Regions from separate parts of the Homo sapiens genome. Here all the other regions are linked to region 1. Evidence: chromatin loops called from intact Hi-C (ENCODE). Cell type or tissue: mammary epithelial cell. All regions are shown on one strand.

Region 1 (8,000 bases):
ACATCATACTCGCCACATTATCCCTCACTTTAACAACAATTTTCTCTAGCGTCGAAGTATTAACATGGTACCAATATTTTCCACCATTATTTTTGCTTTCTTCTATCATCAACCCCTTGAAAGAATTGTTTATAGCATCTGCGTCTAATATTTGTCCTTCCTTTCTTCCATTCCATCATTCCAGGTGTCCTTCCTTTCAGTGAAAATGTTCTCATCAGGGTCACTAATAAATTTCACTTGATCAAAACTCATGGGAAATTTGCAATGTTCACTATACAGGCCTTTCAGCAGCATTTGACACAGACTTTGTCATCACTTTTTTAGAAAAGGCTCTGTGGGCTCAGCTGTCATCGCATCACTCCCTCTGGCTTTCCTCCTGTGTTGTTCCTTCTTCTCCCCAGTTCCCAGAAAAGTTCCGGCTCAGTCTGATTCTCCCATTCTCACTGCACTCACTGCTCTGAAGCTGCACTATGTGCTGATAGCTTCCTAATGTTTACATCTCCTGTCCCAACATTTCTTCTGCATGGTATTAGCATGCACAACTGCCTCTCGACCTCCATGCATTTGAATACCAGCTATTCAGCCTTGACATCCCCCAAACTGAACACTTGTTTGCCCAAACCCCTCAAGTGTGTTCCTACCTCCAGGTCCTGAGACCATAAATGGCTTTCCCCAGTTGATGATATTGAGAGCTTTGGATCCTCAGGACTCCTCTTCTTCTCTAGTTCCTGATGCTGTCAGCCACTGCCGCCATCAACCTCCTAGTAGGACCCGTCTTCACTCCCTGGGTAACTGCAAGTTACTGGGTCTGGGCTCCCATGCCCATCTTTCCCCTCAACTCACTTCACAACAACGACTGCTTAATGGTTTTTCATCATCATTTGGAACAAAACCTAGCTTGGTCATTTGTGTCTTTTAAAACATTTCTAGTCCAGATGCCGTAGCTCACGCCTGTAATCCCAGCACTTTGGGAGGCCGAGGCGAGCAAATCGCCTGAGGTCAGGAGTTCAAGAACAGCCTGGCCAACATAGTGAAACCCCACCTCGACTAAAAATACCAAAAAAAAAAAAAAAATAGCTAGTCATGGTGGCGGGCACCTGTAATCTCAGCTACTCAGGAGGCTGAGGCGTGACAATCGCTTGAACCCCGGGGGCGGAGGTTTCATTGAGCCCAGACAGTGCCATTGCACTTCAGCCTATAGGCGCCTGCCACCATGCCCGGCTAATTTTTGTATTTTTTAGTAGAGACGGGGTTTCACCATGTTGGTCAGGCTCGTCGCAAACTCCTGACCTCAGGTGAAAAAAAAATTCTCTATTTTAACGCTAGTGTGTCAAATTTATTGACATAAAGTTTTCCCAGTATTCCCTATTTTCCTTTCTGTCTGTAGGATCTCTGTAGGTGCCCCTTTTTCATCCTCTCTCCTCCCTCCTCTCTTCCATGTCCCCTGCCCCTACTTCCTCTCAGCTAGATATTTATCAATTTTATTCATCTTTTCAAAGAATCATCTTTTGGTTTCTCTGAACTTCTCCAGTGGCTGTTGTTAAATAAAGTGGGTTCTTACTGAGGGGAGGGGGATTCTGCTTTTCACGATCCCCCAAGGGGTGGCCCAGAGCACCTGTCCTCCAGTGCTCTGTCCGTGGCTGAGCGTCTGACCATTGCCCTTGCTCAGCACACGTATTTGCAGCTCCACCTATTTATCTTGGTCACTCCATGAAAATCACCGTGCAAATTTTATTATGTGAAAAAATAAATAAGAAAAGACTTTTCAGCCAGTAAAACACAACTAAATATCAAGGGCGATCGTGCCCCGCACACTGGAAAGCCTCTTTTCAGTCATTTCCTAGACACTCTTCAAGACTCATTTCAAATGTCACCCCATCTACCTGCCCTTCCCAGATTCGAGCAATCAAAGGTGATTTTTATCCTCCTTGGAATTGATAGGGTCTCCGGATTTTGAGTCTCTAGATGGTGCTTTGATATTCTGCAGCCCTGCTTCATGTCCCTGATAGGTTGGGCGTGGTCTGAAAGCAGATCATTTTCATAGGAGTAGGTTAACTTGCCCGGCACATGCCAGGTTGCAAAAAAGAACAAAGGGAAGAAAAAAATAAATCAGTCATCAATCTATCAAAGCTTTCTCAGCTTTGTCACCTACAATCTCTGCAACCCTGAGCACACTCATCAAACTTTTTGTGCCTCAGTCTCCTCGTTTGCTAAATAAAGTCACCTGTACCCACTGGCAAGGTGGTCAAGAGGACTATAAATTAAGATTAGAAAGCCCAGTGCTGGTCTGATAGGGAGTTGGCATTCCAACAATGGAGCTCTGCTTTAATAAACCACAATAACCCACAATTTGACTACACTCATTGAGTTAAAACAGTATTCCTAGGAACATAGTTTCCTCCAATCATGCTGCTCCGTCCAGTCCAGCTGTTCCCGTTAGCTGCCTGAGTCAGCGTTAGAGGTTTGGATACAGCACAGAAACCTGGGTTCTGGAGTGAGAACCCTGGGTTGGAATTACAACTTGGTCTCCCTCTTTCTGGAATGATACTTACAGGAAAATTAAGATGATGAACACTTCTTTGCCGTGTTCCCAGCACTTTCTCCCTCTTGTCTTCTGAGAGCTTATATACCTGTAGGCCCATGTTTGAAGCTCTGCCTCCAACCCACCTGGGCTTCCTCCCCTCTTCCCTCCCACCTCAGGGATGGCTCCCTTGTCCTCTACAAAGCAGACTCCAACCTGGAGACAGGCTTCCTGCAGACTCGTTGGCTGTATGTATAAGGAATTCATGTAGGTGACCTCAAGGGCTTGGGTTTAGAAACATTTGTGAGGGCACCCCTGGCATGGAGGTTTTACCAGCCCTGCAGGAACTGACCTTGGAGAGTGGGAGGGGGTGCAGGACCATCACTCAGGACCCTGGGTGGCTCCAGGGCTTTTGCTTGTCTTTTCAGTACAGGAGTCTGTAATGCCTTAACCAAGTTACTCCCCACTAACAATGCTTAATGACTTCCTCAGTCCTTATTTCTATTTTTGATTCTTACTAATTTTCCAGAGAGAGAGAGAGACTAATTGACCGAATTTCTGCCATCTGTACATAGGCAGAGGTCCAATTATCTGTGTGTGTACGTGGTGTAGAACAAGACCGCAGCCTCATAATAAACCTGCCTGGACACAAAAGTCCTCATGCCCTACTCACAGTCAGCTTCCCTAGGTTGAAATGAGACACAGGAATGTGCCACGTTGGCTCTGCCTCCACCTGAGGCCTGCAGGCTGGGAGTGAGACACGTTGTGCAGTGAGTCAGTGCAACTGCAGTGTCATAAACACTCCCAATATACGGAAACATTGCATGACAGGCTAGGGGACACCCAGTATTCACGCTGGATCTGAATTCATTATGGTTACAGTGGTGAATAATTTATCAATGACTTAATTCATTTATTCATTCCACAACAACTTATTGAGCTCCTACTACAAGTCAGGCAAAGTAATATGTGCTGAGGATATTACAGAAATTAAAAGAGAAAAGAATCCCTGTACTCCTGGAACATACATCCCAGGGAGAAGACAGACAATAAATGAGATTAAAATAAAATAAAAGTATATACAGAACAGGAGATGGGGTAAGTGGGGAGGAAGCAAGGGAGCCCTGAGGGGGAAGCAGATACTTCAGGGACCACCTGTCCTATCAGGCTCCGGCTCCTATTCTGAGCAGGACTCTCTTTTCCCAAACAGAGGAGTTACCTGGTCAGAGTCACTTTGTCACAGGATCACAGAGGCCAGGAACTGGAAGCTTCCAGTTCAATTAACAGAGCCAAAATGTGCTGTCACCTGGGAAGTTATGAAAACTCTTCTGGTAAATTGCTGCTTAAACTATACCCCTGAGGTATAATTCCTAAACACAGCTCACACCTAGAGTGACCCATGATTGGTGTAATCCTCAGTTCAGATGAGAACACTCCTTGCCAGCATCAGAGGTTGTGCCTCGGGTCCCCAGGTGAAACTTGGTGAAGTTAGTTTACTCCCTCCTTCTGACTTCCCACTCCTGGACAGCTCTGCCTACCTCCAAAGTCCCTTGGTATGCAAATATCTCTTCTCAGAAATGTGACCTCTTTTAGGGAGACTTCCACAAGCCCAGAGGCACCATTAATCTCCCGTGGCTTTAGGCATGGACTTCACCCCCCTTGTCACAGCATTGAACTGTAACTCATGGCCTGATGCCTCCTTCTCCACCATTGAGCCTCTGGTTGTTGCAGGTCTTATTCGTAAATGCTGCATTCATAAACAGAGCAGCATCTTCAGCAATGTTCTCCAGTCAATGGGCAATTCTGGAAGCCTCAGTCCTCTTGCTCCCATGGTGATTAGAGAGACCCCATTGCATCCAACTGTTTTTTTTTAAGTGCAATGTGAAAAAGTGAGCTATTTTCCTGCCCATAGAGAATGAGAGGGAGAGATCAAAGAATAGTTGGAAAAGGGATATTTAAGAAAAGTTGACAGTAAACTACACCCCCCTATTCCATCATATCCTCATCCTGTGGGCTGACGTTGAAGGATGAAGAAATCCCCACAGGGCCAGGGTTTGGGGAACGGGGCATATCACACGTCTTCTGAGAGCTGAATCTATATCCCTCCCACTCCCCATTGTTTCCAACTATTTCGGTAGTAACAATAAAATTCATTTTTGTGAGCCTCAGATAATCTATAGGGTGCTAAAATTGTAAAAGGATATTCCAAGAATAGTGAGCTGAAAGGTTCTAATTAATCGCGGGATAACTGCTCTATATTAAAACCTGGCATTTTTTGGGAAAAAAAACGATAATTGCAACAGATGAATGAAACATGTTAATTAAGTATGAGGCAATGGAAATACTGACACAGTTGTTACAGAAGAGCAACTTCCTTAGAGAGCAATAGGAAACTCGGGATTTGTAGACAAAAAAGTCATTGTTTCCCACACACATGGAAATCTTGAAAAGTTAAAGTCCGATAAAAAGATCATGACACAGAGTTTTAAAAAGGATGCAAAATCAAAACAGCAAAAGTGTATGCAATATTTTAACAGAAATATATAACAAGCAGTATTTGTTTTCCTATGAAATACAGAAGACAATAATAACAAATTTGAATGATAGGAAGAAAGGGATGTTTAAAAGACACTAGACTACATTAAAGGCAAAATCCCCATCCGAACATGTCACGGACCCCACGGAGAGGCTGGTAGCAGTGGCTTTTCACATGAATCTGAAAAAGGCAGACAAAGATTGTCAATGTGAACCCAATCAAGAAATTAAATAGTGGGATGGGCCACACCCACTTGGAATAGAGTAGCCTCTTCCTGTTACAAATCTGTCTTACCAATTCAGTGTTGTCTTTCTGGAGATAGCCACACTATGGTCCATCCTACACGCAAGTTGTGAATATTTCTCTGAGAGGCTTAACCTCTCAGACCTGATGCTTCATGAGGGGTGCAGTCACCTCTCAGACCCAGCAAAGGAACAATTTTCCTTAGGAAACAAGTTTCCTAAATTTCTTTTATTTCCATGTCTAGTACTTTATTTCCAAAGTTATTCTTTTTTGCAATATTCAGTTGAAGGATCATCTCTTGCCTCAGTGTCAACAGTGAATTCGAAGGCTTGTGGCTAGGAGCACCTCAGTCGGGTGGCTGAGAATGTGTCTTAAGCAAGCAGCCCTGCTGGCCAGCTGGCCACAGCCCTGTTTCCCCACTCAGTGTGTGGCCCAGCAGGTGACTGACCCTCTGGGCACCTCAGCTATCACATACATAAAACAGGGATGAGAATGGCAGCTACCCACCGCATCCTGTGGTTTATGAGGATTTAGTGAATTAACACCTTGCCAACATTAGGAAAGGATGAATGGTTGCTGCATTGATGATAAAGATTGTTACCAACCTAACAGGCCACTGGATCAGAAGTAGACCATGAATTCTAATTCTTTTCCACGAATCAGGATTTACGCATAAAAACCTGACTACCAAAGGGAGAAAGTGGCAAGCAGAGGCAGGAGGACAAATGTGAGATTGCTGATTCCCAGACTGGGAAAATGGATTAGATTCTCCACCAACTTCTTCCATTGCATTACTTAAATTATTTAGTTCATTAAAAAGAACACGGCTGGGTGCGGTGGCTCATGCTTGTAATCCCAGCACTTTGGGAGGCCGAGGCAGGCGGATCACGGGGTCAAGAGATTGAGACCATCCTGGCCAACATGGTGAAACCCCGTCTCTATTAAAAATACAAAAATTAGCTGGGTGTGGTGGCACGCGCCTGTAGTCCCAGCTGCTCAGGAGGCTGAGTAAGGAGAATCACTTGAACCTGGGAGGCAGAGGTTGCAGTGAACCCAAGATGGCACCACTGCACTCCAACCTGGTGACAGAGTGAGACTCCATCTCAAAAATAAACAAACAAACAAACAAATAAATAAAAAGAACACTGTGCTCATGATGTATGAAGCTCCCTCCAAGGAAGAGACAGGTTCAGGAGTCACAGCTTGGCCCATTCCCACTGTTTGTGGGGACTGTGGGGGCCCACAGTGAGCACTGAGAACAGAGAAGGCTGAGCTTGGATTTGCCCCATGGTGTCCAGTGTTGATGCTGTGCTAGTACAGGGTCTCAAGGGAAGCAAACCAAGACACAGTCCTCTCCCCACTGGGGAGAATAGGACAATAAAGAAAAATTGCACATACCTGTTAGGTCACAGATGTGATGTGAGCCTACAAGAAAAGAACATAGTTCACCTGGAGCATTAACAGCGTCTAATCTTGTTGGAAACATCTAGTGAAAAGGCCAGAGTCTGGGGTAAAAAAGGGAGCAGGAGTTATTGTTGGCCCTAAAAGCTGAAGATGAATCAGGGTGCCTCATTAGAACACAACAGAGTGGAATAAATGTCGCATCCGTGAAGAGGCACAGAGGTGGGAGGTGAGGACAGGGCTGTGCCCATCCACTCCTAACCCTGTTGATGTGTGTTCGCATGGTGGAGAAGATTTCAGAGTCCCAGGCACCTCAGCTGAGCCTGGGTATAACAGGCAAACCCAGCCATTCAGTGACTGAGGAACTGTCTAGAAGAGATGTTTCTGAATAATAGTATGACGATGCTTTCCACACATTTTTTTTTCCCACAATGGAAAATGAACTTGTATTCCCACCTGCAGCATCACATTGCAGAGTCCACTCGGAAGTCTGGAGTGGGTGGGCGGGAGCAGTGCGTGCTGCGAACCTGGAAGCCAGAGCCCTGCATTATCCCGCGGGAGCTCTCCGGAGACTGTGCCTGTGAATGGGCTTTTGTTCCCGCTGCAGGCCCAGGTCCCAGCCATTCATGCCCTCAGCAAATGAGGAAAGGTGCGGAAGACCTGCCCTCGTGGATATGTCCTCACCACCTGCTGGCACAAAGGGCTCTTTCTAAAATCCTCTTACGTAAGAGGCTGTGTTGGCTCGGAGCGCTCCCAGACATTCACAGGAAGGTCAGATAACAAGAGCCACTCAGTCAATGGGGCTCTGATTGGGGAACAATGCCACTGGAATTGTGTTTGTTAGAGAACACTTTGAATGCGGCCTGGAGTCTCTTGTTCTGCTCCTGACAACATCCTTTCTCTGCTGCTGGGTGAAGCAGGTTGCCTTGTTCTGAGTGAGACCCAGTGGGTCTTTGTCCTGCAGCCTCATTTAGGAGCCCCAGATGCCCTCTTTTGTGAGCCCCCGAAGGCTGTTCTTACACACGTGGAGGCACATGGAGGGAGAATGAAGGCCTAGGAGGCTCCTTGTACAGCCTTGTGTGCTGGGCTCCTCCACCATGACTTGATGCCTAAGAACTTCTCCTCTGGGGCTCTCTTGATCTCTCCCTGTCTCTGTCTATCTGTCTCTTTATCTCTCTGCCTCTCTTTTCCTGTTTGTTTCTCTATCTCTACATCTCTCTCTCTCTCTATCTCTTTGACTATCTATCTCTCTGTCTTTTTATCTCTGTCTCTATCTCTTATCTCTCTGTGTCTCTCTGT
Region 2 (8,000 bases), 72 kb before region 1:
GTTACATGAGGTGAATAAGTCTATAGATCTGGTGTATAACACCATTAACTGGCTATAGTTAATAATATTGTATTGTATACTATAAATTTGTCCAGAAAATAGATTTCAGGTGCTTTTTTACCATATGCACAACAAAAATGATAACTGTGAGAGGAGATGGATATGTTAATGTACTTGACTGCAGTGACCATTTAACTATGTATTTCTTTATCAAAATATCATGTTATACACCTTAATTATATAACATTAAAAAGAAGAATTTCCAATAGATTGCTATATCTTTTTTTTATTATTATTTTGAGATGTCACCCAGCTAGGGTGCAGTGGCGCAATCTTGGCTCACTGCAACTTCCACTTCCCATATTCAAGCAATTCTCCTGCCTCAGCCCCCAGAGTAGCTGGGATTACAGGTGCCTGTCACTATGCCCTGCTAATTTTTATTATTATTATTTTTTAGTAGAGATGGGGTTTCACCATGTTGGCTAGGCTGGTCTCAAACTCCTGACCTCGTGATTCACCTACTTCGGCCTCCCAAAGTGTTAGGATTACAGGTGTAAGCCACCGTGCCCAGCCAATTGCTATATCATTTTTTATGACAGCCTTAAAACTCCATCTGATAATTCCAGCAGCTCTTTAATCTTGGTGTGGGCATCATTTCATTGTCTTTTCTCATTCAAGTCATGATTTTATTAATTCCTGGTAATGTTTGCTGCATCCTACACATTTACCGATTATAAAAGGCAACTCTAGGACCTGGTTAAATCTATTACTTTAGCCGGTAGTTGCCTTTGTTAGGTCTGACCTGCTTTGCAGGTTGTGGTTCTAATGGAAGTTTACTCATCAGAGCTTTTCAGTGTCATTTTGGTCTGCTTGTTAGATATGGTACTGCTGGGGCTCCCACTGGTTCCTGTTGTGCCACCTGAGGGACAGAAAGTTTTTCCCCAGCCTGGCCATTGGGGAGGACAGCATGTGGTGGAATTCAACTCCTCAGTCATCCCTAGCTCATGCCTAGGCAGTCTGGAGGGTCTTGGGCCATGAGGACACAGAGGCTTCATGGCTGGGCTGCTGTCTGACTGGGGACTTCTTTCCTGTTCTGCCTTCCCACCTGGTGTCTCTAGGTGGACAGAGGACTGCCTGGTAGGGCAGGAGGGCGCCTCCCTTGGTGGCCAGTCTCCCTGTCAGTCCCCCTGAGGTGTTATCAGGATTGCCTCATGTTCTCAGAGGGTCTCCCATCCAATCCAGGAAAGGGAGCAGCCTGCCTATACTGCCATTGGTTGTTAGGGTGGGGATCAGCAAAGATCAGGTCTGAGTGACCACCTCTGTTGGGTGAGGGATACAGGACCCCCACCCTGTGCTCCTTCTCAAGTCCTGAGGTCCTAAACAGCTTCCCACCTCCTTCCCTCGCTCCCGATCTTCCTGTGGTTTCTAGTTGTGTTTGGCAGACACCCATCCATTTGTCATAAATTTTAACAGTGACGAAATGCTTCAACTGAGCAGTTAGAGGTGAATGACAAGAGCTGTTTGACAAGCTTGTGGGGACTCTAAGGGAAAGGAGCTGACCCTTGGTGCTCACATACTCTGCAAGGGTGACGTTGGCCCCTGGTGACTGAGGAAGAACCAGCCTTCTCTCCCGACAAGATCAAGTGGGTGGGATCTCGGCAGACTAAAGTGGGCGACAATGAGCTGATGAGCCCTCTGGTGCCTAACTGGGCCCACGGCCTTACGTTTGGCTGCAAGCAATTCTCACAAGTGGGCAGCAGACATCCACTTCTTCAGAAGGACAAGTCTCAGACATTGGTCTCAGTCAAGCCCACCTGCGGATAATTTTATAAGAAATATGTAAGATCTGTAAGTAGAGAGCTTTAAAAACTAATGGAGCAACACAAAGATTAACAAATGGAATAATTAAAAGACATATACGTTATTTAATGAGAAGATTGAATCTCAAAAAACATATAATTTATCTTTAATCTAATAATAAAAATGCTACCAATAATGGTAATAAAAGAACATTTTTAATAGATAATTCAAAGTTCATATGGAAAAATTAAGATGAAAGAATGTCTACAAAATATCCAAAAGATAAAAGCAATGGGAAGACAAGCACAAGCCTCATCATATAATAAAACAAATCTAGAATACAACAATTTTATTCTGAGAATACAAAAATCAATGAAAGAAAATATAGAGTCCAGAAATGGAACTAAATTAATATTAGGAATTATATATGATAGATATTACATTTTAAATCAAAAGGAAAGGATGGATTATTTCATTACTGGCAATGGGAAATACATATGGAAGAAAATGAAGTTGCATCCTTACAATACTCCTTAAACCAAAATAAACGCTGGTTGGATTGCCTGTTTACACCAGAAGAACACAATAAGCCATACAAGTAAGAAAAAAAGAAAACATGGGTAATTTTTGTAACTTTAATTTGAGTAGGAGGATGTTTTCCTTAAATGTATAATTCCCTAAAATAAAATGCATACTGTCATTTTTTTCTTCCAGTGTAGCAGAAAAAGGGGAGAAAGAGAGAGTGTCTGTGTACAGATATTTTTAGAGATATTCAAAGGGTAGGAGACAAGAAACTACAGAAAAATGGACAAGGTGCATTAAACAGACAATTCCCTGAAAAGGAAATCCAAATGCCACTTGAAGCTCTGCTAGATGACCTAACCTGGCTCATAGTTAAACAACTGAAACAAGGACAAAATATTGTGCTCCTCCTCTCAGACTGCAGACACCAATATGTTTAGTAATGGACTTTTCTTTTGAAGTTATTGGGAAACAGGAACCTCGGATATAAACGTTTGGTTGTGAGCGTTCACTGCACACCTATTTGCAGTTGATTTGGCAGTGCTGGCAGTTTCATCCAACATGAAATTCTAGCCATGTGGAAAACAAGCGTGCATCCCCTTTATCATTTCACTTTTAGTGAGTTGAGCTGCATACGTACACATAGGTGCTCACACACGTGTACAGATGTGTGCACATTCATCGAATTCAGTGTGGTAGGAAATGACTGGAGAACATTCCCAGTGTTCAGCAGTGGGTCATAAATCGTGGCTAAAAAGAGTTCATTGAAACCATGAAACACAATATAGTCATTAAAATGTTCTCCAAGTGATGAAAGGAAAGAAATCCTAGAGATTAAGGGAAAGAAGGTAAATGAAAAAAGTGTGTAAAGAAGTGGGGTGGTAAACTTTGTCACGTAAATGCCTGTGCACTCATGTCTGCAAAGGTACAAAGAAAGCGGGAGGACAATCATGGGGAACTCCCTCAGTGAGCCTGGTATGGGGTTGCGGGAGAAGAAATACTTTTTTTAGTGTATTATTTTATGGCACTTGAATTTTCTACTTTAAACAGTTTTATTAAAAATACTATGTTTTTAAAATAGACTTTTGCAGGTAGCATATAAAACCTCATCAGAGAAAATGAAAGAAAAGTAAAGTGAGAAACAGACAAATGGATCCAGAGAACAGATCCTTTTCCCAAATGCATCTTAAGCAAGACCCAACAGTTGGCTGTTAGAGAATTTCCAGGACCCCCAGCCGCTGTCAGTATAACTTTATAACTGAACCATTTAGAAATGAACATAATCTGTAAGTAAAGTTGGCCACATCTAACCTTCTGAGTGCATGTGGCTGTTTTTTTTTTCTCCAATACTTAAATTTGAGGCTATTTCTGTGCAGAATAGAAGTATTTTTATGTGTGTTTTCTTGTCTGTAGCAATTGAGATATCAGAAGGAATGAAAAGTACATCTTTGATCTATTCACTATGGAGGCTTTTAAATTTTTGATTTCCAGCCCAAATTTCAAACTCAAATAGGAATAAAATAGGTACTGTTATAAATAAACACCACAACAGTAACAAATACAAAGGAAAAAGGAAGCCAGGGACCAAACAGCAGCTTCCTCATTCTTCCTTTCCTGAACTGGCAGTTCTGGGATGGATTGGCAAAAGTCATGTGAAGTGTGGGGTTTATGGCCTGTTTTTGCTGGTCCCAAGGGCTCCAGGTTAAGAGTTCTGTTGACAGAGGCCAAGGGAGCCCCTGTTTACTGGGGAAACGAATGTTTCTTTACAGCAAAGGCTGGGTAATCCCAGATGCTGAACTAAGAAACAGCTTGTTCTTTGTATCAAGGAATTTACTCTTAAAGCATGCTTCTTATTTTTAGATTTCAAACCCCAAGGGCTTTGACTGTGGCTGAGTCAGTGTTCCCTGAAACTATTAGTATATTGCTCTCACACATCAAGTTTTAGTATGAATCATTAAAAATAACACTGCACGTAACCCGCCAGTTTTGTTAAGTAGATGGACAGGTAAGAGGGATGACTATTTATCCTAGACCAGATCAAAATGGGCTCAGGATTCTCAAATGACACATTTAAGGAATAAGTAACTAATTCATTAATTCGGTTTGATCATTGTTTTATTTGTGTTTTGGGTTTTGTTTTGCTTTCTTTTTCTAGAAAATCAAGGCACAGAGCTACACGATGTCCTTACCCAGTAGAATCCAGTCTACTAAGGAATAAGATCAACTTTCAGGTGACCAAGAATTATGATCAATCATTCCCTGGGTATTCTTGTTTCATCACCCATCCATCAACACACAAGAGACAAAAAACCCTTTCACAGCCTCCTTGAGAGATGTTGTGCAGGTGAGATGCATGTATTTGCCCAGAGTTGTGGGCTGAGATCAGGGGCCTCTGGAGTAATGTGGGCAATGCAGGTAATGGGATCAGAATGACTCCGCAGGCCTGCGAGCCACGCCTGACAGAGCCAGCTGTGCACTCCCTCTCCAGAAAGGAGAGGTCTGAGTAATGGTGGCCAGGCTCCTCTCTGGCTGGGTGGGTGGCTCCTCTGGCCTAAAGCCAGAGAGCAGCTTCTCAGATTAAATCAACGTTTTGCACCATGCCCTGAAGCAAGTGGGGCCGTTTCCAGGGACAGCTTTGGGTTTAGTGTGCTGACTGTGTGTCCCAGCTGAGCCATCTCAGTGGCACCCAGTCCTGGTGTCTGGACATCTGGGAGATTTCTATTCTTAACCAGGTAGCCCTGAAAACCAAAGCCTCAACTTAGTCTCTTAAAAAAGGGGGAATTATAGTCCCCATGCAACAGGGTAGGTATTCACTAAATACCAGTTCCTTCCTCTTTAGAGGTTATAAAACCTTGGTTAACAGATAAGTGCAGAAAGTCAACACTCAGTTCCTGCTTGTTGAATCTGAACCACCACTGGAAGAAAGGCAGGCAGGGGTCTTCCCTCTGGTCAGCAGCACTTTCAGATCTAGGGGCTGAATAAAGGATCTACTTCCTCCTAGTTACACATTTAATGTGGACCCTTCTCTGTGAAGAGGGATATTCATTTGCAAGTCTTCTTTAGTGCCAGCACTGGAGGCTACTGCTGACCCAGAAGGAGGGGGTCTGGTGCACACCTTATCAAACATGTCAACACCACTTAAAGCAATGGGCTCAGGAGCCCAAGCCTCACTCCTGAACCCTCCTCTCTAAAGCTTCCCAGACAGGGGCTGAGGTATAATGATTGCATGTTGCAATAAAGCTGACCTAAAAGGTCTCCAGCAACACAGGCATTTAGCACAATGAAATCATACAAAAGTGGAATTCTGTGCAACGTTGTACCAATGGCAGGGCAGTGGGCATGCCCCCCATTCTGGGTGCAGGCAGTGAGGGGTACATTGTCTGCAGAAAACTTAAAGACAATCATAAAACCCTATAAAAATCAGCCTGGTTTTCATCACCAGTGTTTGCCAGAGATTCTAAACAACACCAGTGATAAAATGCTCCTTTACCCCAAAAAGATGTTGTTGGCCTATGACCTAAATCACTGCTCCCAGCTACATAGCTGGAGGATTCAGCTACAACTGCTCACTTCTAGAATACATTTGTAAGGCATAGAAATCCTTTGGGTTCCATTTTAGTGCAATCTGTGTGCCCAAACCCTGGGGTACAACACATTCCTGAGTTTCAAGCAGGACGTTCTAATCAGCAATGATGACACAGTGACCGTCAGGGTAGAGAAGCAATCTCAGTCTTCCTCTGGCCCTGTCAACCTGGAGCACAGTCTGGGAGGTGTGACCTCCTTGTTGAGGAAGAACAAATGTCTATATTAAATATTTTTATATTTAATATTAAAGTAAGTTCCTATATGAAATATTTCACTGAATTTGAAGAATGGATTTTTAAATGACATTTATCCTTTTGAAAACTTATTTCATCATTAAAGGATGAATCTAGAAAATAATAATGATGACTGATTATTTCATGCCTATTACTGAAAATAATTTGGCATATACAAGACAGAAATGTTAAAAAAGAAAAAATCTTCTTTGGTTGCCTAACACATAAGTTACACCCCTAGCTATATTGTTTGGAGTATATTTAAAGATTATTGGCCAGGCGCGGTGGTTTACACCTGTAATCCCAGCACTTTGGGAGGCTGAGGCGGGCAGATCGCCTGAGGTTGGGAGTTCGAGACTACCGTGGCCAGCATGGCGAGCATGGCCCATCTGTACTAAAAATACAAAAATTAGTTAGGTGTGGTGGCAGGTGCCGGTAATCCCAGCTACTTGGGAAGCTGAGGCAGAAGAACTGCTTGAACCTGGGAGGTGGAGGTTGCAGTGAGCTGAGATTGCGCCACTGCACTCTAGCCTGGGTGACAGTGCCAGACCGTGTCTGGAAAAAAAAAAAAAAAAAGATTACTTTTTATAATAAAGCAAAAGCACAGAACAGAGAAATGAATTTCCCCATTCAGCAAATAGTCCACAGAAGGCCTCAAATCTTGGTGTATTGATTCCACAAGTTCTTTCTACTACCCAGATATAAATCCATTTTTAAAAAATGCCGAGTGAAAATAAGCTCAATCATTTTGGTATGCTCTCTTTTCAGGCACTAGATTTCGACCATATTAAGTGAGTTCATGACCCAGCTCTGTCATTTTTACTGCATGACTAGGAGCAAGTTAGTTAAACTCTCAGAGCTTCAATTTTCTAAATTCTAAAATAGATATTATTAAACATGACTTTTCCACTGGTGGTTGTTAAGTCATCACTGTCACTTGGAAGGGTGGTGAGAACTATCCTCTATCTTGTTCCTTGCCCGATGCAGAGTTGAGCTGGTATCTGTCACTTAAGTACTGTCAATGGCTGGTTGGCTGACCACCTTAGAGAAAAGGCATGCTATAGAAAGAAAAAGACTAGCAAATTGTTCCTTCACATTCTCATGTTGCAATTTCAACTTTTTTTTTTTTTTTTTTAATACAGAGTCTGGCTCTGTTGCCAAGGGTGGAGTGCAATGGCTCTACCATGGCTGACTGCAGCCTTGACCACCTGGGCTCAAGCGATCCTCCCACCTCAACCTTCTGAGTAGCTGGGACTACAGGCGTGTGCCACCATGCCTAGCTAATATTTTTACTTTGTTTTTTGTAGAAACAGGGTCTCACTATGTTGCCCAGGTTGGTCTCAAAATCCTGGTCTCAAGCAATCCTCCCACCTTGACCTTCCAAAATTCTGAAATTATAAGCGTGCACCACTATACCTGCCCCTTTGCTTTTTGTTGAAACAGAAATCGCTGAATATAAAGGATTCTAATGTCTCAGTTGAGAAATGCATAAAAGATAGCTTTTTCATGTTCATGTTCATACAAGCCAAAATGTCACTGCAGAAATAATTAGTTTTATTTTGCTGCTCTAACAACATCCAAACATTTAATCCTGTGGTGCCTTGCACGCACACAGAAAGGAGGTTACAGAAAGGAACAGAGCACTATTAAGATTTAGAAGTGATTTTTGCTACGTCATGATTTCAGGCCATTTGTAAAGACTATGGATCTGACCTTCCTAATTTAGACTTTTGCAGCTGGGTTTTAAATGAGTAAGGAGCTGCAAACTGCATGGAGTCCTTCCCTCAGATGGTGGCATTTTAAAGAAGCAGACAGTGGGAAGATGAAAGCTTGGAGTAGGGAGGTACTCATACACCCACC
Region 3 (8,000 bases), 50 kb after region 1:
TGCTGTTCAACGAACCCCATCTCTTCCTTCACCAACTCAGAGAAGCCTGGTGATGGCTAATACCATGCTACTGATGGCACCCCCCACAACCCGCATCCATAGCGAGCCTGCACTCAAGGCTTCTCAGCTCTGCTTCTCTACCCTCTATGTTTGTCCCCAAGTTCACTTAACCAGTATAGGGTGTGTGGCCATCAGCGCCTTTCACAGCTGGCGAAACCGAGGCTCAGGGAAACACAGCCACCCATTTTACTGCCAGCGGTCGTGGTTCTGTAACCCTAAACACAATTCTGGACATACAATCCCACAAACAAAGCTGTGGCCACCTCCCAACACCCAAACTGTTGAGTGTTTTCTGTGATCATCATGGTGTACATGCAAAGAGTGTTTACCTGACATAGGAACATGATTTTAATATGATGTTGAGAATGAAAAGGATAAGATTAAATATAGACACAGATACAGACACAGTTATAGCTACAGATAGGATGCTCACCCCCATCCCTAGTGAAACTTGTGCACAGGAGGAAAGCAATACCACTCTTTCCAGACCTGGAGGTAGCCCCGCATTTCATTCAGAGGGAGAACATCTAAGCCCCCTGTGATGGTTAATTTTCTATGTCAACCTGACTGGATAAGGGGTACGTGGGTAGCTGGTAAAGTGTTATTCCTGGGTGTGTTTGCCAGGGTGTTTCCAGATGAGATTGGCATGTGAGTTAGTGGGCTGAGTGGGGAGGATTCACCCTCAATTTGGGCAGGCACCATTCAATCAGTTGGGGGCCCGGATGGGAAAAAAAAGGCAGAAAGCTGCTGACATCTCACCCTCTCTCTTCCATAGTTGGGAAACTCTTCTATCCTTGGATATCAGAACCCCAAGCTCTACAAGCTTTGGATTTCTGGACTCGCATCAGATCCCTCCATGCTTTCAGGCCTTTTCAAGCTGAGAGCTACACCACAGGTTTCCGTGGCACCGAGGCTTTCAGACCTGGACTGAGCCACACTGCCAGCATCCCAGGGTCTCCAGCTTACTCATGGCCTGTCATGGGACTTCTTAGCCTCCATAATTGTGTGAGCCAAATTTCCTAATAAATCCCCTCCCTCCCATAGATATCTCTGCACATGTAGCCTATTGGTTCTGCCTCTCTGGAGAACCTGGACCACTACACCCCACTCCCTGACTCTTTACTCTCCATCTGGCTTCCTTATACTTGCTCTTGGACCCCCTGAGCTGCTCCCATGTGAGGGTTCCTCCCCAGGACACCTGCTAGGCTGCCCCCTCACCTCCCTGAAGAGGCCCACCCTGAACTCAGGAACCTGAATCCCTGCCCCCTCAGGCATTCCAACACCACTGAGTCAACCCTCTTGTATCTAATTCTTCTTCCACCTTACCATATCATTTACTTGCTTATTTAACCTTATTTTTCTCCCCACAAAAATATGTAACTGCAGGACAAAGCAGCAGTCTTTATCCCTCTAGTCCACTGTGCTATTTGGCAGAGCGTGATGGCAGGCAGTGATGAAATGATGCTGAGCCTATTAAACTAATTAGAACATGCAAATGCATGTAAGAAATACAGTGCCATGTGGAAGATTATGACATATTAGAAGCTGTTATTACCAGGCTCTTGGATTACTTTTGACTATTGGTTTTTTTTCTCCTTTATGTATCACGTGGCTATAAATTTTCCATATTTATAATTTTTAGTGTTTGTTTCTTCCAGCAAGAAAATGAGATGATAATTGTCTTTTTACTTACGTCACCTGCACTGTCTCATTGAACAGATATTTACTGAATATTGATTCTTCTACCATCAAGGCAAAGAGTTATAGTGTGGTGAAAATTCTAATTTAATTATAGTAAGTTTAGACACAAAGTTGTCTGTGAATATGTATGTGAATACTTTGCTGAGGCTTGACAATCTTTGTTATTGTGGTATAATTTTGCAAAACTGGCTGCTGTGAGCCCAATGGAGATCATGAACTAAATGATGCTTTCAAAATACACTGTGCTTTGAGTGCTTACTAATTATTCCAAAATAACATGTACGTCTCACCATGCGGTAGTTTTCAATGCCCTCATTGAGTTGTGTCTTTTGGGGTGTGCACCGTGCTCGGGCTCCCCCTGTATTAACTCTGGGCGGGTCACGCGATCTGTGTTGGCCAATGGGACATCAATATATGTGATGTCAGTGGAGGCTTTCAAAGACCTTGGCATGGGGGCCCACCTTCTTGCTTTACAATTTTTGAAACCAAACTCCATAAGAAGAAGCCAGACCAGCCTGTGGAGATCTATACTCCAGTGGACAGCCAGCATTGACCACCAGACACATGACAGAGGTCATCTTAAACTGTCCAGCCACAGGCAAGGCTCTGGATTAGTGCTGCCCAGTAGAAATTACAGTGATGACGGAAATGCCCTATAATTCTGCTGTTTTACAGGGCATCTTCCACTCCCATGTCTAGTGAGCACCTGAAACATGGCAAGTGTGGCTGAGGATCAGACATTTTATTTTCTTAAATTAATTCATAATTAAAATTAAATAACCACATGTAGCCAGTGGCTAGAGGCCCGGGAGACATCTCTTTGGAAGCAAGACAAGTAAAACAAATGTCTAGCTGACTGCAGTCTACATCCTGAAGCACAGGACAAAGTAAATGGCTGTTGTTTTAGTCACTAAACCTTGGAGTCATTTATTACACATCAGTTGATAACTGATCCCCTGTCTACAAGTACATAAGTAAAAATCTGACATTGTAGAAAAATTTATGTCTAATAGTTAGTTTACTTCAATATAAAAATCACCACTTATTCCATTTTTGGTTTCTAATTTGGAACCCTATAAATTCTTACATAAGGGAATTTATTTTCCATCCTCCTGAAACTTTATATGCTCTCCTGAAAGTCAAATGGCACCCACTCTTTGGTCAAACAAAAACATTTGGATCCAGAAAGCAGCAATGGAATCTAGGCAAGAAACTTATGATCAGAGCATATTCATTACTGAGAAAGCATTAGGACCGCATAGTCATAATCCCAGACCCATCTCTCATAGCTTCACACTCCAAGTTTAACACCTTGGAGTCAAATGCTAAAGTGAAAATAAAATAAATATAACTGTGAAAAAAGATCATATACAAAGTAAATAATTAAAGCATAAAATTCAGGTGGAAGACTGCCCAGCAGCTTCTGTATAGGACTAAGCCGTCTGAGCAGGGTTGCCTGCAGATCTCTGTTCTCTCACGGCTCCCGGGGGGTCAGCTACTGATGTTAAGCGAGAGACCCTTTCAAAGCACAGAGACCGTTCTTCCTACAGAACCCTCTCAGGGCCACTGCACAGCAAGTGGGATGAAGCAGACTGCCCCTGCAGGCGACCAACCATCAAGAAGGGCTGGCACAGAACATTTAACAGAAGGCTTTCTGTATGAGTCTGTTCTCATGCTGCTAATAACAACATACCCGAGAGTGGGTAACTTATAAAGGAAAAAGGTGTAATTGACTCACAGTTCCACATGGCTGTGGAGGCCTCACAATCATGGCAGACAGCAAGGAGGAGCAAAGGCACATTCTACACAGCAGCAGGCAAGAGGGCATGTGCAGAGGGACTCCTCTTTATAAAACCATCAGATCTGATGAGACTTATTTACTATTACAAGAAAAGCACAGAAAACCCCACCCCCATGATTCAATCACTTCCCATTGGGTTTCTTCCACAACACATGGGGGATTATGGGAGCTACAATTCAAGGTGAGATTTGGATGGGGACAGAGCGAAACCATATCACCCTCCTTCCCTCCGCTGATCCTAAGCTGAGCTGAGAGAGCAGTCCCCAGGGCCAAGAGCCACAGGAACTGGGAGGCACCTGGCCTGTGGATGGGGCACCTGCTCTGAGCCTCAGTTTCTCCATTCATAAGGTGGGAGGAGATCTCATGCCTGCTCATCCATAGGTTTGTCTTAGGGTTGAAAAGGGAAAGTGAGCAAATGCTTGAAAGTGCAGTGTGTTTCTGCTTTTTGAGATCCCAATCCAAGGCAAGCCCCAAAGGGCAGGACCAGGACCAATGTGGGGAAGCCACAAGCAAATTGAGTGTGTGTGACTCAACGTGAGGAAGAACTGCCTTTCCCATGGTCTCATGGCTAGAAGGAATAATGTTTTCTCTGTCAGAGGAGGCACTCAAGACACTGGTGAGGAACAGCTTGGCCCTTATGGTTAGATAAAACATAAAAATAATTCTTACAGAGAATTTGAAACTTGACTTTGGGCACTCTCCAGGGACACTTTGGTCATGGAGGTAGATGGTCTTCAACTCAGACATAAACATCTTCTTGAGTGTCTTCTTGGATCTTAGAAGATAATATCAGTCACAGACATCAGATAGGGCCACAGGTTGTGGCACAGCTCCAGAGGGTGCATGTGTATGGTGCCCTGTAGAGTTGTTCTAGCCACAATTATCAACAGTGATAATGACATCCAAGGGCACAGCTCTGAACCTACATTTCAAACATGCACTGTGGCACCGCCTAACAGTATGCCAGAGAGAGACTTTCGCATCTGAGGAGAATTGGATCAGGTATTCTTGGACCTCTTTCATCTCTAGGAGTCGGTGCTTGCACGATCGCTCACATGTGGAGCCTGGAGCCTCACTGTGACTCACAGGTTCACCTTCTGACAATGCATGTGGAACCGGCAGGTGTTCTTGATCAGGGAGAGGAACCAGATTTTCCCAGAAGCGCTAAGCTGTGAGCAGTGACAGCTTTTCTAATGTTCTCAGATAGCATATCTTTCCTGGCATTTGCCCCGAAGAAGGGCATGGAAAGGAACAGTAAGATCCCAAGCACCTGCCGAGGCCTGAGTCAGTCTAGCTGGCCACGTGAGGCTGTGGATAACACACGCATCACTCAGAGCAGTAAGGCATGGCTGTGTGTCATAGCTAACTGAGGCTAAGAGAAAACATACAAGTTTCAACAATGGAGCTATGTAAATTGGAAAATACCTCTGACTCTCCCATTAATTCTTCTCTTTGCATTTCATGGAATGTTGTAAGTGAAAAATCCATGTGATCGCCGAGCCACAGTGCTGGAAGAGATTGCCCAGCCCATGCTAGCCAAAATCAAATATAGTCATGAGCTGAGTAACGACATTTGGGTCAATGACAGACCACATATACAATGCTATAGCCTAAGTGTATAACAGGTGCACTAGGTTTACGTAAGTACACTTTGTGACATTCTCACAATGACGAAATTGCCTAACAAGGCATTTCTCAGAATGTATCCCCATCATTAAACAACCCACAACTGTACTACTACAGCACAGCTACCTGTGTGTGAGCTAATCATTCAGCAAGAGCTGCCCAAATATGTTTCAAAACTAAGCCTCTTCTCCATGATAGATGGTGCAAAACTTCAAAACTTTAATTACTGCAATAATTAAAAATGCAATAGCCCCATTTACCATTGCATAGATTATCAAAGATTTTAATGCCTCACCTTTTTATGGTATAGCCACAAGTGCAATTAATCAAATTAATTAAATTTAAATTTTATTTCTTTAAATTTAATTTAAAGAAAATTAAACAATTTTCTTTTGTTTGTGAAATATGTTTTCTTGTGAAAAAAGAAAAAGATTATTGTGAGTAAATACTCTCCCAGATAAGACTTCAGAAAGAACAGAAATTTTTCCACAGACTCCCTTATTGAACTAGGAGTAAATAAAAACAATTGTACTGCTTTAGATAGAAATAATACAAATACAATTTTGGGGGTGGATGTTTGTATAAGTGTGCAGATGATATTTATTCAGAGTCAATAGAAAGCAAAAATGATTCTGTGGTCGAGTTGGCTGTCCTGCCCGTGCTCCATGCAATGCTGTTCAACAGCAGCTGGTGTTCATTCCTATTGACATCAAAGTTATTCGTATGAAATTGTTCTCAAACTTTAGCTATTCAAACTGAGCAATTAAAGGACTTTTGTGATTTCGTTCAACTAGTGATGTTCAATTATCTCACTGTCAAAAACTCATTATATTCTTTCATACATTTCATTTAAAAAAATCTTCTGTTTATTTGAAGCAGTGAAATCATACTTCAATTTTGAAAAAAGAAAGCCCCCAAAATCCATGTTGACTTTTTATATGATTCATTGAGTAAAGCCTTTACGCTTCTGACTACTTTTAAAAATATCTTCAGTTATAGAATTATTTAAATTGAAAAAAGGTATCATTTTTATACTTAAGCTTGTTGAAGGTATTAAAGAAATAATTGAAGAATAATGTATCACTCTAAGTATCAACAATAGTAGTAAAAGGGACAACATTACCTATAAACAGAAAAAGAAATTTTGACACAAAGTGGACAATTATTACAGCATTTGCTGAGCCTACCTTTGAAATGGATTTCACACCTTAAGAATTCTTTGCTTTTTCATGGATGTGACTAATACTCTTCCAGCCTGGAAATAAGGAGACTATCATGTGCAATGTTGAGGATAAAGTGAATTAAAGTCGATGTGGATGCTTTCTTTTTGGCAATGGGCAACATTTTTAAAAGTTGAATAAGAGATGCAATTGAAATCCCAAAGAATGGAAAAGCAACTTATGTCATAGAAGGTGGTATTATGCTCCTCAACAAATCAAATCTGAAAAGCGGTTTTCAGAAAGGGTAACTTTATGCCAGTACATGGACAGCATACAGTTCATAAAGCAAATATTGATCATTTTCTTAGTAATGCATAGTCATTAGGCAAAAAAAAAAAAAAGAAACAAATGTGAAAGTGATTGCCTCAGAAGATACACTTCAATGGAATGGAAAACACACTGTATCTGCAAGGAATTTTCTGAGTGAATTCTGCAAAAAAAAAAAGGAATCGATAAGGGAAGCCAAATCATCAGGAAGATGTAATTAAAGAGGTAACAGAGATTTATAATTTATTTCAGATAGATAAAAGTAATTGTGTGTGAATATAAATATGTCCCATGCAATATATCTTGAATCGTAACGAATGCATGAATAAGCAATGCCCCTTTCCCAGCTCCTCAGGCTTACCTGCTGCCCTTTTCTCTCTCTGGTTGGTCTGTCTGGGACCCTCCACCTGAAGAGAGCTTCAGAATGCCCTCTCTGTTCTCTTTCAAGTATTTGCTCCAGTCTCAGCTTCCTATGAGAACTAATCAGATCATTTCTAGTAAATATGCCTCCCTCTTGTCCAGCTCTATGTTTTCATCTTACCCTTTCTTTTCCTTTTTACTCATCTGTTCTAAATACCGTGTAATTCCTTCATGCCTTACTCTTATGATTTGGGGGCTTTTTCCCCTGTTAGAATCTAAACTATAAAAAGTGGGGATGACTTTTGTTCAATAATGTATTCCACATGTTGGAGGCTTATAAGAGCCTCCAACAAAGGCTTTTATAAAACAGGTGCTCAGTAAAAGTGTGTTAGAGAACACAATGATATCACAGGTAAGATATAAATGCAAGCTTCCCAAGCTTTAACATCAGCCCACATTTGAAAGGGTTCATGTAGGTGTGCAGGAAAGCAAAGCCACAGTGCCAAGACTGTTGTGCTGCATCACTGCCAGCAGTGATGGGAGATACTGACTGATATGGTTTGGCTGTGTGTCCCCACTCAAATCTCATCTCGAATTGTAATCCCCGCATGTCGAGGGAAGGAGGTGATTAGATCATGGGGGTGTTTTCCCCCATGCTGTTTCGTGATAGTGAGTGAAGTCTCATGAGATCTGATGGTTTTAAAGGTGGTAGTTTTATTTTTCCGTGTTCTCACTTCTGTCTCCTGCAGCCTTGTGAAGAAGGTGCCTACTTCCCCTTCTGCCATTGCCATGATTGTAAATTTTCTGAGGCCTGACCAGCCATGCAGAACTGTAAGTCAATTACAACTCTTTCCTTTATAAATTATCCAGTCTTGGTAATATGTGCAAATGAACTAATACATTTTATAAATGTATAAACTTATGCATTTATGAATTGCCCACCTTGATAGGTGTAAGAATGGACT

The links. Peaks named below come from ENCODE experiments on the same cell type or tissue, not always from the same donor. Only the 100,000 strongest peaks of a DNase experiment are listed, where the experiment ranks them.
Region 2: a loop joins it to region 1, with 8 times the contacts of the local background. A loop is called at or near these places in 5 of 110 quality-filtered maps.
Region 3: a loop joins it to region 1, with 2.6 times the contacts of the local background. A loop is called at or near these places in 3 of 110 quality-filtered maps.

The regions. Positions count from the first base shown.
Region 1 is chr7:46,215,559-46,223,558 of GRCh38, reverse strand. No RefSeq gene overlaps it. Among named protein-coding and RNA genes, the nearest start is that of IGFBP3, 300 kb to the right of the region's middle. RefSeq lists enhancers at 7,214-7,508, 7,307-7,808. In mammary epithelial cell, no CTCF peak of the experiment used is centred here; DNase peaks (open chromatin) are centred at 3,238 and 7,398; H3K27ac peaks cover 2,000 bases.
Region 2 is chr7:46,288,031-46,296,030 of GRCh38, reverse strand. No RefSeq gene overlaps it. Among named protein-coding and RNA genes, the nearest start is that of IGFBP3, 370 kb to the right of the region's middle. RefSeq lists an enhancer at 4,954-5,033. In mammary epithelial cell, no CTCF peak of the experiment used is centred here; DNase peaks (open chromatin) are centred at 4,210 and 4,810; H3K27ac peaks cover 3,013 bases.
Region 3 is chr7:46,165,642-46,173,641 of GRCh38, reverse strand. No RefSeq gene overlaps it. Among named protein-coding and RNA genes, the nearest start is that of IGFBP3, 250 kb to the right of the region's middle. In mammary epithelial cell, no CTCF peak of the experiment used is centred here; a DNase peak (open chromatin) is centred at 4,911; H3K27ac peaks cover 590 bases.